Linked DNA regions of Homo sapiens: region 2 is linked to region 1. The links are chromatin loops, found by intact Hi-C in ENCODE. Cell type or tissue: PC-9. All regions are shown on one strand. Links, peaks and the distances in the headings refer to the core of each region. The heading gives the core; the rest is flanking DNA.

Region 1 (5,370 bases), core at 265-5,264:
ACTAATCTAAAATCTCAGAAATTTATAACATTTATTTTTTGCTCACAGGTTTGTGGATTGGCTGCAGTGATTCTGTTCAGGTTGTGAATCTTGTTCAGGTCTGCTCCATGTAACTTCTCATTCTGGGACTCAGGCCGAAGTGACAAGGGCATGCTCTTCTCGTGGCAAAGGGTAGAGGTGCAAGAGACCAAGCTTAACCAAGCAAGTAGAGTTAAAGCCTCTGTTTACATTCCATTGGCTAAAACAAGTCACATGGCTAGACCCATCATCAATGGAGTGGGGAAGTTTGCTCCCCCAACGGAGGGAAATAGAGAAGAATGAATGTTTGCTGAGCAATAATACACTCCACCACAGGGAGGTTATGGAGTTTCCTTCACAAGTGGTCTTTACAAATAGAAGAGGTTGTTATCTCTCTGGGTTCCTCTGGGTACCATATTACCTGAAGTATAGCAAAGGAAGACCAGAAGACATGATTTCTTAAAGATGCCTGTTTTGGTACAAGGGCAATGTAATTTGTGTTTGATATCTGGTTGCCACTGAATCCCCTTTTCCTTTTCCACCAGAGCTGTGCCATGGGGGTGATTTCCAGGCCAAGTCTTAATATCAGAGTCTCTGCATGATTGTATACAAGTGACAGTCACACAGCAAACATAAATACAGATGGCTCTGATACCATCGGGGAACAGTATTCCTGCCATCGGGCCAGTTTTGTCTGCTGCTACAGTGCAGTTAACTCTGGAATGAAATTGGAAAACTAACTGATGGTCAGAGAGGACTGGAAAGATTTTCATTTGTAACTGAGACAGGCAGGGCTCAGCAAAAGGTGATGCAAGAGCAGATTTTACCATAGGCTCAGTAAATCCAGCTAACAAACATGCATGCATTGTATTGAATCACTTAAGGATCTAAATATTTGAATGTATTCAAATGGAAAGACGTGATTGTGCACTCACACCCTCAGCAGTTTTTGACTCCAAGGCTTCATATTCTGTACCCTTTGCACCCTTGGTGATAACCTTTCCTTCTTCTACCTCAGTGTGCTCATTCTCCCTCTTCTCCCTCCCCAATATCTGTTATCAGGAACTCCTTAGGTCCTACTGAAAGTATAGTCCCCAGACCAGCAGTAGCTGGTCTCAGGTGCATCACCTGAGAGCCTGTTAGAAATGCAAATTTTGGGGTGCATTCCCCAGACTTGCTGAATCAGAATCTCTGGGTTTGAGGTGGGGAACAGTTGTCTCAGGAAATTGTGTTTTCATAAGCTCTTCAGATGAGAAGTTAAGCACATACACAGAAGTTTGAGAACTAGGGCAATTCTGACTCAGTAGGTCTGGGTGAAAGCCATGACCTGCGTTTCTAACAAGCTTGCAGATGATACTGATGCTGCTGTCTGTGGACCACACTTTGAGTAGCGCTGCTTTAGAACTCAATTACATACACATGAAATGATGGCCAACAGTTAAAAGCCTTACTGGTCCTAAGTGGATAGGATCAAAGTCTTAGTGAATAAAATGAGCCACTAATGGTGGAATTTTACGCAACAGCCACCAGGTTTTTTTTAAAGTATGTTTTGAGCCGGGCATGGTGGTTCACACCTGTAATCCCAGAACTTTGGGAGGTCGAGGCAGGCGGATCACTAAAGGCCAGGAGTTTGAGACCAGCCTGGCCAACATGGCGAAACCCCATCTCTACTAAAAATACAAAAATTAACTGGGTGTGGTAGAGTGTGCCTGTAATCCCTGCTACTCAGGAGGCTGAGGCAGAAGAATTGCTTGAAGCCAGAGGTGGAGGTTGCAGTGAGCCGAGATTGCGTCACTGTACTCCAGCCTGGGCAACAGAGCAAAACCCTGTCTCAAAAAAAAAAAAAAAAAAAAAGGAAATGTATATTTTGGTCAGAGGGTGGGCCTGGAGCCTCTGAAGCCACACTGTGTGTGATTACCTTCCATCCCACATACAGAATCCATCCTGTCAATGGATGATTAAAGAATGAATGTAGCACGGGGGGAAAGCACTGGGCTGGGAGTGAGGAAATCTGGGTTCCAGTTCTTGCGCTGTCACTGAGATTGTGCACGTGGTTGGGTCCCTTACCTCTCTCATACTCATCTATATAACTGAAAAAATGAACTGATGAGAGATACACAATCTCCAGCATCCCTGCCCCACTGTGCCCACTTTTTCGCCTTGGTTTTTCAAAAATGTTTGTGGGTAAATAGTAGGTGTATACACTTATGAGGCACATGAGATATTTTGGTACAGGCATGCAATGTGTAAGAATTATATCATGGAAAATGGGTATCCATCCCCTCAAGCATTTATCCTTTGTGTTACAAACAATACAATTATACTCTTAGTTGTTTCAAAATGTACAATTAAAGTATTATTGACCATAGTCCCCCTGTTGTACTATCAAATATTAGGTCCTATTCGTTTTTTCTATTTTTTTTTTTTTTGTGCCCATTAACCACCCTACCTCCCCCTCAGGCCCCCCACTACCCAGCCTCTGGTAACCATCCTTCCACTATCTCCAGGAGTTCAATTGTTTTCTTAGATCCCACAAATAAGTGAGAATATGCGATGTTTGTCATTTTCCATCTCTTTAAAAATTATACAAGGTTATGATTACCTTAGCAAAGATTTCCTTTCCAGACGAGTAAGCGAGTCTCAAAAAATGGTAAACCAAAGCTGCAGAATTGAGGGCCCATAGAGTTGAATGCTGTGAACCATGAGTAGAGTTGCGCCCGACTCTAACCATCCCACCACACCCGCCTTAGTGCCTACTCAGGGTCGGGGTCTCCACTTCCCACTTCCTAACTGGGTGACTTGGGGCAAATTACTCTCTCTCCTGGAACTGTGGTTTTCTATTCCATAAAATGAAGATGAAAATAACACCTACCTAATAGGGTTGTTGTGAGGTTTAAAATCATTAATACATGTCAAGTGCTCAGGACAGTGTCTGGCACGAGAAGAGCATTCGATAAATGTCAGGGACTATTATTACTCCAGGAGGAGGAGGGGCCGCCCTCATCAGCCCCCGCCACAGACTGTTGAAATCTCAAGCCCAAGCTGCAGGTCTTCCTCTGTCCTGTAGGTGGCGCCTCCCCGCGTTGAGCGTGCCACCTGCGTCCTGGAGCGCTTCGAGAAAGCGGAAAGAAGTAAGTTTTCACATCTCTGCTCAGTTCAGGATTGCTAGAGAGGAATCTTCTGCAGTCACCTGAAGCCTGTGCCCAGGACAACCAGGTTTTGGGATCCGATTTCCTTCCTGGAGTGGCTTTAAATCCATTTCTCGCTGCACCCCACCCCCATCACCTGGGCGCCTCCCCTGCACCTGCAACCCAGAAAGACTCCTCCGAGGATTGCACTCCCAGCACCTGAGGTAGGCAGTTGAGTGGGAGTTTCTTTGCTGCTCGGTTAAAATGACAAGTTGGTACACGAGTGCTTAATGAAAGATGCTGGAAACCTCCTTGGAGATCAGAAAAATCGCCTCTCCGAGCTGACAGCCAGGCCATCTGCATTCCCGCATTCCTATTAATTCCTTAACAATAAACGACAGGAGCGCCTAGAGGGTTAACAGCTTAATTTAATCTCTGAGATTCCTTCCTGGAGCATTGAGAATTAGAAAGGCATTTACACAACGTAATCTGCACACCTGATTTTTCCTCACTTGATGTGTCTGGGACTAGTCACACCCATTTCTGACACATCTCCAGACAGAGGCTCTGCCTCTCTGGCTGATGACTGCATAGTCGCCACAGGTTGCTGTGGACTCTGAACCACGTGACTGGACTCTTAGTGTCACAAGATCTGGCTTCTTAGCAGCTGCCCCCATAGTTGCTTTACATTATGTTCCCAGGGCCTTTCAGGGACAGGAAGGTCCCCAAATAGAGATAGAAAGGTGGTGCCCAGTTGGGAGTGAATTTCCTTCCCTTGTGGGAAGCAAGGCAAAAATGGGAAGAGGTACGTGGTAGCAGCAACCAGCTTGGAGAGCTGTGAGGTCAGATTTTGAGAGTCCCTGGCAGATTGAGAACTATGCTTTGGAAATGCTTGACTCTAATGCCAGTCCTCTCATTTTATGGGTAAGGAAACTGAGACTTGGAAATGTCTAATAAATTTGTTTAGGCCCTATGTCCAGGTAATGTCAAAGCCCCAAAGTAGAATTCAGGTCTTTTTACTCCTGGACAAATATTTGTTTCACGATAAGGTTGGCAAATAGATTTCATCTTGCATGGTAACTCCCATCATAGGCTGGTAGGGGCTGCCCAGGGCCCTATGGGCTTCTCAGGGTATGTCCAGGCATAGCAGGAAAAGCCTCAGTGACCATTTGAAGATGTCTTCCAGGAACAGGGAAGGAGCAAAGGTGCCAGATATTTGCTATCCCTGCATTTTTCATGCTGTTTCCTTCAGGTTAAAGCATTTAAAGGCTCTATTAAAATGGAAATGTTAGCTGGGAGGGGTAATGCATTAAGCCATTATCTGTCATTAACACCTTGGGTAAAATACATTGAAGATTAGTTTGCTAGTTGCCCAGCAGGTCCCTGGAGGAATGACAGTTTTGACCCAGATAGGGGCCAGGGAAATGACACACAGCCCTGCCCATAGGGGTGCAATATTTGGAGGCCCACTGCAGATAGGAGTTAGGTTGAACACACTGGATATCTAGTGGAAAGAACTCTGAGGGACCAAGTTAGGGAAAGAAGTGACCCTGAAGACATTTTTGCACAATTCTCTCTTGGTTTACCTTGTATAACACAGTTTCTACCAGTCACATTGCTTGATCCTTCGTCTCTCCACCTGTAAAATAAAATTAAAATTTTAAATACCAATGCTTGGCTCCTACCCCAAGCCAATTAAATCAGAATGTCCAGGAATGGGACCCTGCTCTCCCTTTCCCCCAACACTTCTCTATAGAACATTCTGGTCTTGGTATTAGTCATCGTACTGAAACAGGAAATTTTCCTTGACCCCTTCATGGACCTTGCAACAGGGGTGCCTCAGTTACTTAGCCCCCAGCTCTCAATCCCTCACAGGAGGGGGAGCACACAAGTGAGCAGGTGCAGGAGCCAGAGTGACTGCTTTTGGGTGCTGGCAGGAGCAAAACTGTGCAGCCCTGCAGCAGCATCTGTGGGGGTACCCGCAACCTCTGAAGACCCAGAGGGCATGTGTTACAGTGTGCTCTTTTAGCTTTTCTGTCCATGAATGGCTTAAGTGTTAACAGCTCAGTGGAGGGTCAGTGTGACAACCTTTTGCACCCATACCTGAGTCCTTGCAACCAAGGTTGCATGAAAAAATTGAAGGGTGATGAATGCGGAGAATTTTATTACTGATGAAAGTGGCTCCCAGCAGGATGGGGAGCTGGAAGGGGGATGGAGTGGGAAG
Region 2 (5,370 bases), core at 218-5,217, 69 kb before region 1:
CTAGCCACCAATGGGGCTTCCAGGCACTGGAGCGCCCCAGTCCAGCCCTATCCCAGGCTCTCCCCAACCCCAGGCCTGGGCTTCACTGGCCTGGGGATCCTCTCTAGGGCTGAAATGCCAGTTTAGAGCTGCCTGGGGGTGGGAGGGGGGATGGGGAAACATTTTTCTCAGACCTGGGTGGCTGGGGGCCCTACAGGACCAGAGGCCTGGGAGGCATGGAACCTGTCAAATGTAGAGGGAAGGGCTTCTGCCTTTGATCTGGGGATCAGCTCAGTGTCAACATGTGGTGGGGGTGGGGGCCAGCCTCATCCTCCTGGATTCATCCTCCTTTCCCTTCCAACTTGGGTTTATTCGGTTCAGTGCCTTCGAGCTTTGAGGAGTCTCCTCACGCACTCTTATCCTAACTCCCCCTTCTAGGCCTGACACAGAACCTTAAATTTTCTTGTGTGGGAGGTGTTTGGGTGCAGCCATATTATTATCAATGCTTAATCCAGTCACCACAGACCTTACAATAGCACCAGCTGCCTTGTGACAGACCAAAAAGCCCCCCGCCCCCATCTAACCCCATTAGCCCTCTCCTGGCATATTTATATTGCACTAATGCAGCCTTCAGAGGTTGTTTTCTGAGACCTGCCTCCTCACACCAGCGACCTCATCACTATGTCACCAAAGTGTTTTGGAACTTGGTATTCCAGAGACTTCTGGAACGCCGTGCAAGGCCTGCCCCCAGCAAGCCACAACCAGGAAGGTGCAGGCACGCCCCCACTAGCTCCTCCCCTATTTATTGCCTCCTGGAAAACCCAGGACCCTCTTCCCCATCTCCACCCCTACCCCTGGGGGCAGCCCAGGGAGAGCCAGGCACAATGAGGGCTCCCAACAGCTGCAAGGATTTATCTGAACCTTTGAGAAAGAGGAGGAGCCATCTAAGTTTCTGGAAACCTGAGCCCCAAGTGAGCCCGGGTTCTCTCTGTACCTGCAACTACCTCATTTCAATAAAGTCTGTGTTTTCCCTTCTTCCTGCCTGCTTCTGTTTCTCCATTCAGGGGTAGAAGAGGCCTCATACTCCGTGCACCGTGGAGAAGAGGTGAAGAAAGAGTGGCCATTGGCTGGTTGGGCTGGAATGAACTGAGCTTTAAGATCTCAGCTGGATAAAGAGAAGGACTTACTGGGTGTGGCCTAAGCAGGATTGGGTCCCAGGCATTCAGGCTTGACAGTTGTCAGTCCCTTGGTTATTGGGAGAATCCAGAAAAGCATGGAAGAAGTCTGTGGAATGAATGCAATTCCCAGAGATTTTTCTTTTTCTTTTCTTTTTTTCTTTCTTTCTTGCTTTCTTTCTTTCTTTTTCTTTTTCTTTTTTTTTTTTTTTTTTTTTTTTTGAGACAGGGTCTGGCTCTGTCGCTCAGGCTGGAGTGCAGTTTTTTGGTTTGTGTTTTGTTTTTTGGTTTTGTGTTTTGGTTTTTGTTTGTTTGTTTGTTTGAGACAGGGTCTCGCTCTGTTGCTCAGGCTGGAGTACAGTGGCATAATCTCCGTTCACTGCAACCTCTGCCTCTCAGGTTCAAGCGATTCTCCACCTCAGTCTCCAGAGTAGCTGGGACCACAGGCGCACACCACCACTCCCGGCTGATTTTTGTATTTTTGTAGAGACAGGGTTTTGCCATTTCGCCCAGGATGGTCTCCAACTCCCGGGCTCAAGTGATCTGCCCGCCTCCGCTTTCCAAAGTGCTGGGATTACAGGCGTGAGCCCCCGCGCCGGGTCAGCCCAGAGGGTCTTGAGAGGAAGACGGGAAAGAAGAGAAACATCTGTTTGGAGAGGACAAAAAGAGGGTGTTAAAAAGAGGAGGAAGTGTGGGGGAAGGCGACGTGAACTCTACCCCTTCCCTTCCCCCTCACCTGCCTCCCTCCCGCCCAGAGCCAGGCCTGGCTTAGACTCCAGAGGGGTCGCTGACAAACTCCAAATTGGCACACAGCTTAACACCCCCACTCCCACCCCAGCCCAGCGCCCTTCCACCCAGCCACTCCTCGGGGACGTCAGGAGTGGCTGCCTGAGTCCGGCCGCAGCCGGCCAGCCTCCGCAAGGCCTTTCCGCCTGGGCTCAAGGTGAAAGCCCTGGGTCTCCGGGCACTGGACGGCAGGAAGGAGGTGGCCGCGAAGGGGCCTAGTGGGGGGCAGTGTGCCGGGCGGGGGAGGGGAGACCGAGGTCTGGAGAGGGAGGAAGACGTCAGGGGCGGGGGGAGTCCGAGGATGGTCGGGGGCCTGACGGCGGGCGGAGGAGGCCGAGGTAACCTGGGATCCCGGGCTGACCTTTTTACCTCGAAGCGCCTCTGGGCTTTCCAAACAAGCCGACAGCGCGCCCGCGGGGGCAGCTATTGTCTCCGGGCCGGTCCCACTGGCAAACCTTTGGTCGGCGGAGGCGGGGGGCCGGGGCTCAGGAAGCTCCGCGGCGGGCAACAAACCTCGATCGCTCTCTGGCCCCGCCGAGCCGTCGAGATGCCGCGGGCCTCGGGGATCGGGCCCTGGTTTATTGATTCCGGTTACCCCGGGAGCCCAGATGCCCAGGGGCCAGGATGGAGGCGGGCCAGACCAAGGCGGGGTGTCTTCTCCACACCCTCTGATCTATTTAATTCTTGGTCTTTCGAGGGAGGCAGCCAAAAGGACTAGAAGCGTACGTGAGAAACGCTGAGCATTTGATTCCTAATGAAATTGGTGCCATTATATGAGAGGCAACGTTATCAATAATTGTATAGCCCAGCTGGAGAGGAAGAGAAGTCTGTTGCAATAAGCAGCCTAGCTTTCTCAGAGGCTGATGTCTTGCCCTTTGTCAAAACAAAAAAAAAAGGAAAGAAAGAAAAAGAAAAAATTCTATTAACTGCTTTTCTGCATTTAATTGAAATTGCCACCAAGCTTGATTCCCCAAAGAGGTCACCTTGACAGAAGGGAGAGAGTGAGTGTCGGTGGAAACAAAACTCCCCTTCCTTGGAGACATTCAGTGTGAGCCAGTGGAGCCTTCTGGGTTGGGGTATTTGTGGATCCTCCAAATTTTGGACAAGTGGGCAAGAAAGCAGGGAGGAGGAGGAAGGTGCGGTGGTGAGAGCAAAGCAGAACCATGAGTATGGTGGAGCAGGGCCTCAGAGGGGCCGACAAGTCCTTGGGGAGGATTGATGAAAGGGCCAGGAGGAAAGAAGAAGGCTGCTGGCCCATTTGATTTTTGATCATAGCAGAGGGAGCCACCAGATTCCCCCAGGGAAGGGTGAGGGACAAATCAATTCTCTGTTCACACAGGGGCAGGCTCAAAATAATATCCAGTGAATGTAAGCCTTCCATCTCCTTAGATGCAGAGATCCTGACCCCTTCCTCTCTCCTACTTGCACTCTCCTACTTGAATTCCACTTCCAATCTGAGGCCCTAGACAGGCCTACATGGGAGACATTAGGACAAAGGAGAGAATGGTAAACTAACAAAAACATTTTGCCCCCATTGAGATAAATTGATAGTCTTCATTGTTTTTTGTTTTGTTTTGTTTTGTTTTTTTGAGACAGGGTATCCCTCTGTCGCCCAGGCTGGAGTGCAGTGGCCTGATCTCAGCTTGCTGCAGCTTCGACCTCTTGGGCTCAAGTGATCCTCCCACCTCAGCCTCCCAAGTAGCTGGGACTACAGGCGCATGCCACCATGCCTGGCTAATTTTTGTATCTTTTTGTTGTAGAGATGGGGTTTCACCATGTTGCCTAGGCTGGTCTTGAACTCCTGAGCTCAAGCAATCTGCCCGCCTTGGCCTCCTAAAGTGCTGGGAGCCTCCGTGCCCAGCCCTTCATTGTTAAACTTTCCAGAATAGATGCCAAATTGCTTCACTCATAGACTTCTTCATGTCTTTCAGATTGCTGTTTTTTTCATAGCTCTGGGAAGGAGGGTATTATATTTACTAGGAGGTCTGAAAGTAATTTTTTTTTTTTTTTTTTTGCAAAATTTGAAAGCTGTCCACCCACACCTCCATTTCCCAAATGTCAAAAAATATCTCCAGTTTGAAAACAAAAAGCTTGAGTTTTTTGAGTCTTGACTGTCTTTTTTAAAAATTTAATTTAAGAGATGGGGTCTCGCTGTGTTGTTCAGGCTGCTCTTGAACTCCTGGGTTTAAGGGATCTTCCCACCTTGGCCTTCCAAAGTATTAATACTGGAATTACAGACATGAGCCACCATGCCTGCCTAGTCTTCATTCTTCACAGGAGGGAGAATTCTCTAGGCTGGTTGAAAGTTTGTCAAGATTTCTGAGGAGCCCCCCACTCCCCACAAACCCGGGCATCAGGTAGGGAGCCAGTCAAGTCTTCACTCCACCCAATCCTCTGCACCATCTGTTTCTCAGCCAGAGTGTGAACTTTTCCTCTTTCCTTTGCCTTTTCCCTCAGCGTTTGTTCTCCCATTGTGAGGCCCTTTGATCTCCTGAACAAGAGAGAAAGAAAAAGATTTTGAAGACCCTGAAGCTCTTCTTCTTCTTTTTTTTTTACGGAGTTTCGCTCTTGTTGCCCAGGCTAGTGTACAATGGTGCGATCTCGGCTCACCGCAACCTCTGCCTCCCAGGTTCAAGCAATTCTCCTGCCTCAGCCTTCCTGAGTAGCTGGGATTACAGGAATGCGCCATCATGCCCGGCTAATTTTTGTATTTTTAGTAGAGACGGGGTTTCTCCATGTTGGTCAGGCTGGTCTTGAACTCCCGACCTCAGGTGATCCACCCGCCTCAGCCTCCCAAAGTGCTGGGATTACAGGCGTGAGCCACCATGCCTGGCCAGCCCTGAAGCTCTTCTAACTGTTAATGCAAGTTTCTTTTTTTTCTTTTCCTTTTTCTTTTTTTTTGAGATGGAGTTTGCCTCTTATGGCCCAGGCTATGTGATCTCGGCTCACTGCAACCTCCACCTCCCAGGTTCAAGTGATTCTCCTGCCTCAGCCTCCCAAGTAGGAGTAGCTGGGATTACAGGCATGGGCCATCCCGCCCGGCTAATTTTGTATTTTTAGTAGAGATGGGGTTTCTCCATGTTGGTCAGGCTGGTCTCGAACTCCTGACCTCAGGTGATCTGCCGGCCTCAGCCTCCCAAAGTGCTGGGATTACAGGCGTGAGCCAACACGCCTGCCCGGCCAATGCAGGTTTCTTTGTTGTGAGCATTCCTTGTGCAGATAGCACCGGGCTCCTGGGAAGGAGTTGGTGGGATGATGTTTAGAAGAGAGTGTGGATGGCAGGCTTGGAGGAATCTCTCCAGATGACAGACAAGGGAGATCAAAATGAGCCAGAGAGCAGCACCAAGGAGTTGGGGGACATGTCTAGGATATCTGGGTTCAAATCCAAGCCCTGCCTCTCACTAGCCCTGTGGCCTTGGGCAAGTTGCCT

What was found. A loop is a pair of places that touch in the nucleus more often than their neighbours do. Peaks named below come from ENCODE experiments on the same cell type or tissue, not always from the same donor. Only the 100,000 strongest peaks of a DNase experiment are listed, where the experiment ranks them.
Region 2: a loop joins it to region 1, with 10 times the contacts of the local background. A loop is called at or near these places in 4 of 110 quality-filtered maps.

Annotation. Positions count from the first base shown.
Region 1 is chr17:48,455,153-48,460,522 of GRCh38, reverse strand. LOC101927166 (a long non-coding RNA gene) reads right to left here. Exons shown (of 6, transcript NR_110804.1): 4 at 5,250-5,370; 5 at 4,733-4,785. Among named protein-coding and RNA genes, the nearest start is that of SKAP1, 28 kb to the right of the region's middle. In PC-9, for the core only: CTCF peaks have their summits at 2,901 and 3,102 (motif pointing right); DNase peaks (open chromatin) are centred at 3,112 and 3,702; H3K4me3 peaks cover 393 bases.
Region 2 is chr17:48,524,170-48,529,539 of GRCh38, reverse strand. It overlaps HOXB1 (homeobox B1), which reads left to right. Exons shown (of 2, transcript NM_002144.4): 2 at 1-1,014. LOC105371808 (a long non-coding RNA gene) reads left to right here and starts at 2,033. Exons shown (of 4, transcript XR_934811.2): 1 at 2,033-2,097. In PC-9, for the core only: no CTCF peak of the experiment used is centred there; no DNase peak of the experiment used is centred there.